Regions from separate parts of the Homo sapiens genome. Here region 2 is linked to region 1. A link is an interaction called in ENCODE POLR2A ChIA-PET data of the cell type or tissue named here. Cell type or tissue: PC-9. All regions are shown on one strand.

Region 1 (2,500 bases):
GACATGTTTTTATACTCTTAATTCTTCAGCAAAAAGATTCAGTGGATATCTGTCTGAGTCGGTTAAGAGGAGTCACCACATGACTTCCCTTTCAAAGGGTGGAGTCTCCCATTCAAAAAAAAAAATTTTAAGTGATCCCCAGAGCACCTTTCATTTCCTTGTAAACTGTTGAGATCCTCAAAGATACGAACTCTATCGTACACAACTAGCAGTCACCACAGGAGCTAGAATAGTGTGTTACACATATTTAACTAATATTCAAAGCTTAGATTCAAAGTGGAAAGAGGATTCATGCAATCAGATGTAACCAGCTTCATTCTTTTACATATTAGATACTTCAAGTCCAGAAGAAGCTACAATATTACCTGACCAATGCAGTGAACATTCTTTGTATTTTGTCTTTGTTGCGTTTTTCTCTAGTTACATTTCCTTATTTTCGTGAAAAACTTAACATTCTACCTTTTGTCCTCCCAAAGGAAACTATGTACCCCTATAAACTTCCTTATAGTCTCAGATTCATTTCCTAAAAGCAATTCCTGGATCTGAAGACCTACAACACCTGGACTCTTGGTCAAATGTCTAAGTATACTGATCTGAACTGAGTACACACTTTCATTCCAAATCCAACTATGGTTAACTGGTGATAACTGATTATAAAGTAAGCCTCAGGTTAAAAATATATATATATATATTGGCCCTGCCAGGCATGGTGGCTCACACCTGTAATCCCAGCACTTTCGGAGGCCATGGCAGGTGGATCACCCAAGGTCAGGCATTCGAGACCAGCCTGACCAACATGGCAAAACCCCATCTCTACTAAAAATACAAAAAATTCGCTGGGCATGGTGGAGGGCACCTGTAATCCCAGCTACTCAGGAGGCTGAGGCAGAAGAATCGCTTGAACCTGGGAGGCAGAGATTGCGGTAAGCCGAGATCCCGCCACTGCAGTCCAGCCTGGGCAAGAAGAGCGAAACTCCATCTCAAAAAAAAAAAAAAAAAATTGGCACTAATCAACTGTCTACAGAACAGGTGCCTCTGATACTAACAATAGCTAGAATCAAATTCCCCAAACTCTGATTTCTATAGGAATTTCACCCTACTCATCACTCCAAGTTAGCTGTTAGCAAAAGCATCTTACATAACGTGGCTCAAATACCTTGTGATTTTTTTTCCAAGACTCCTTGGTCCATGCTTTAACACAGAGCAGTAATAAATGGGGATGTCCACTAGCATCTTCAGGCTGGTTCAGGACTGTCTGGACCCCATAAAAGGGCCTTACTGAAGCCAGGAGACTTCAGATTTGAGATATGGTTCAAGAGTGTCCTTGAGTTATTCAACTAATAGGAGACCAAAGCTGTGTCTACATTAGCTGGAATCATGAGGCCCTTTCATTCAATTTCCTGTAATACTTTGTTATGAGTCATCATTCTCCTGAGATTCCAATCTCACCACGTAAGTATTTAAAGCATAACTCCAATGATCCTTTTATTTGCTACCTACATAACATCTGTACAATCTACTAAACAGGTATTTACAGTACTGAACACTTAGTTGGCCTTAGAGAGAATTAAAAATTGAAATACCTGCCCTGAAAAAGCTATTTATGCATTTAACAAATATTTATTCAGTTTTTCTTACTAAGTTCTAAGCTATGCAAAGGTAAAGAAACCAGATCTGTCCTTGCCCTCATATAAATTACAGCCTAGTGTTGATTCCTACCAGAAAGTTGAAAGTAGTAAGTGCTATGACCAAGGACAGCTGAGTCCTATGAAAGCACAGATTCAAGAGGGTCAACGAAGGCTTCCTGGAGACTAATAAGTTAAAGCTGTGGCATCTGACCAGCTAACTACTAGCCACATGTGACTATTTAAATTAATTTAAAAATTGGCCAGGTGCAGTGGCTCATGCCTGTAATCCCAACACTTCGGGAGGCCGAGATGGGCAGATCACTTCAGGTCAGGAGTTCGAGACCACCCTGGCCAATATGGTGAAACCCCACAGCAAAAATTAACAGGGTGTGGTAGCAGGCGCCTGTAATCCCAGCTGCTCGAGAGGCTCAGGCAGAACAATCGCTTGAACCTGGGAGGCAGAGATTGCAGTGAGGAGAGATCAGGCCACTGCACTGCAGCCTGGGTGACAGAGCAGAGCGAGACTCCGTCTCAAAAAAAAAAAACAAAAACAAAAAAAAGAGAGAGAGAAAAGGAAAAGAAAAAAAATATTAAAATTTCAGTGCTTCCACTGCTCTAGCCCCATTCAAGTGGTCAAAAGCTATATGTGGCTAGTGCTACCATATTGGGTAATGCAAAAAGAACATGTTTCTGGTCTCCGAAAGCTCTTCTAAACAGCACTGAAGGAAAACAGTGCAGCTCACTCTCCAGATGAGAAAACAATATACAAATGCCTGAAACAAGACACAAATAAAGGTTAACACACTAAAGCAAGCCTATAGCTCCATAGTTCATTATAAATAATTAACAAGGGAGCAGTAAGCCTAAAAGTA
Region 2 (2,500 bases), 270 kb after region 1:
CTAATATTTTATCATTTAGTAAATAGATATGCCAGCATATCTCTAAGCTTTCTGGAGTTAATACAACAGTAAATGTTACTTTATTTTCTATTTTGACCAGATTTATTTTTTGTTTTTAATTAATTTTTTATTTGAAAAATTTTCACTTATCTTTGTACTTACTGGCATCTTCTGTGACTATAGCCATGTATACTGCAATTGAAACAAGAATAAAGAGGAAATAAGGGATATGATTTTTTTTTTTGAGACAGAATCTCACTCTGTCACCCAGGCTTGAGTGCAGTGGTTTAATCTTGGCTTACTGCAACCTCTGCCTCCCGGGTTCAAGTAATTGTCCTGCCTCAGCCTTCCCAGTAGCTGGGACTATAGGTGTGCACCACCACACCTGGCTAATTTTTGTATTTTCAGTAGAGACAGGGTTTTGCCATGTTGGCCAGGCTACTCTCAAACTCCTGACCTCAGGTGATCCACCCGCCTGGGCTCCCAAAGTGCTGGGATTATAGGCGTGAGCCACTGCCTCTGGCCAACAATGTGAATTTCTGTTGCCAAAGCTGAAATAAAGCATTTAAATTTATAAGTTTTGGCAATAGAAATTCACATTGTCAGCCAGGTGCAGCGGTTCACATCTGTAATCCCAGCATTTTGGGAGGCCGAGGCGGGCAGATCGCTTGAATCCAGGAGTTCAAGACCAGCCTGGGCAACATGGCAAAACCTGTATCTACATAATATACAAAAAGTTAGCTGAGAATGGTGGCGCCTGCCTGTAGTCTCAGCTACTCGAGAGGCTGAGGTGGGAGGGTTGCTTGAGTTCAGGAGGTGGAAGTTGCAGCGAGGTGACATTGTGCCACTGTACTCCAGCCTGGTCAACAGAGCGAGACCCTGTCTCAAAAAAAAAAAAAGGAAATTCACATTGTCTCAAATGTTTAAATTTTTCATGTTGTAATGGCGTGTTTTACACTTGGCAATATTGATAATACAGGCATACAGGAATCTTTCTTTGGTTATATTCATATATACATACATAGCCAAATCAATATTTCCATATTAATATGCAAAGTACAAGACATATCATTATGATTTTTCAGTATCATCAAGTACTATGACAAATTGTTTTTTCTTCCCTGAGACAGGATCTCACTCTTGCCCAGGGTGGAGTATGATGGCACAGTCATAGGTCACTACAGCCTCGAACTCCTAGGCTCCAGTGACCCTCCCACCTCAGCTTCCTGAATAGCTGGTACTACGGGCTTGTGCCACTGCATCCAGCTACTTTTTTTTTTTTTCAATAGAGTCAGAGTCTCGCTATGTTGCCTGGGCTGTTCTCAAACTCGGCCTCAAATGGATCCTCTTGCCTCAGCCTCCCAAAGTGTTGGGATTACAGGCAGAAGCCACATTGCCCAACTGTATAATAATTAACATACCCTTTTGGGAGTGGTAAAATGATAGTTAATAATACTACCTTCTAAAAAATGAAATACTTTGATTGCTGTCCAAAAGTGTGTCATTTCACCACAATAAGAAAACTTATGCTTTATTTAAACGGAATCAGACTGATCCAGTTCTCTTTTTCCCCCACACAGGTAGCTTTGGATATGTTAAATCCTCATGTTACTTTGCCTGTTTTTTACCCACATCTTAAGCATGGTGGTGTATGTGCTGTATATGTAGTAAAGTGAGTAATATAACTGTTTTTCTTTGTAATGTAACTTTTAAGTGCACTTTTGCTTAAGTATCAAACTAAATTTTTTTTTTTTTTTTTTTTTTTTTGAGACAGAAAAAAACTCTGTCACCCAGGTTGGAGTGTAGTGGTATGATCTCAGCTCACTGCAACCTCCACCTCCCCTGTTCAAGCAATTATCCTGCCTCAGCCTCCCAAGTAGCTGGGGTTACAGGCGCCCGCCACCACGCCCGGCTGATTTTTTCTATTTTTGGTAGAGAAGGGGTTTCACCATGTTGGCCAGGCTGGTCTTGAACTCCTGACTTCAGGTGATCTGCTCACCTGGTCTCCCAAGGTGCTGGGCTTACAGGCTTGAGCCACCACGCCCAGCCAAAATATTCATTTTGTAACTGAATAAAGTGTATATGGCATCTTATACAACTGTTTTAAAATGACAAGTCCCAAGTTCATTTATATTACTGTATATTTATTTAGTGTTTTTTTTTTTTAAACTTTTTTCGTTTTTTTTTTTTTTTTTTTTTTTGAGACAGAGTCTCGCTTTGTCACCCAGGCTGGGGTGCAGTGTCATGATCTCAGCTCGCTGCAACCTCCGCCTCCTGGGTTCAAGTGATTCTCCTGCCTCAGCCTCCTGAGTAGCTGGGATTACAGGTATGCGCCACCACACCCGGCTAATTTTTGTATTTTAGTGGAGACAGGGTTTCACCATGTTGGCCAGGCTGGTCTGGAACTCCTGACCTCAAGTGATCTGCCCCCCTCAGCCTCCCAAAGTGCTGGGATTACAGGCGTGACCCACGCCCAACCCTATATTACTGTTTAAATCAT

Evidence for each region. Peaks named below come from ENCODE experiments on the same cell type or tissue, not always from the same donor. Only the 100,000 strongest peaks of a DNase experiment are listed, where the experiment ranks them.
Region 2: POLR2A ChIA-PET joins it to region 1 with 12 read pairs; 3 of 35 experiments call an interaction of 5 or more read pairs at or near these places.

The regions. Positions count from the first base shown.
Region 1 is chr2:29,117,018-29,119,517 of GRCh38, reverse strand. The region is part of intron 1 of CLIP4 (CAP-Gly domain containing linker protein family member 4); the gene reads right to left. Among named protein-coding and RNA genes, the nearest start is that of CLIP4, 2.9 kb to the right of the region's middle. In PC-9, no CTCF peak of the experiment used is centred here; a DNase peak (open chromatin) is centred at 1,437; H3K4me3 peaks cover 1,514 bases; H3K27ac peaks cover 2,500 bases.
Region 2 is chr2:28,851,580-28,854,079 of GRCh38, reverse strand. TRMT61B (tRNA methyltransferase 61B) reads left to right here. Exons shown (of 7, transcript NM_017910.4): 4 at 1,581-1,672. Among named protein-coding and RNA genes, the nearest start is that of TRMT61B, 17 kb to the left of the region's middle. In PC-9, no CTCF peak of the experiment used is centred here; no DNase peak of the experiment used is centred here.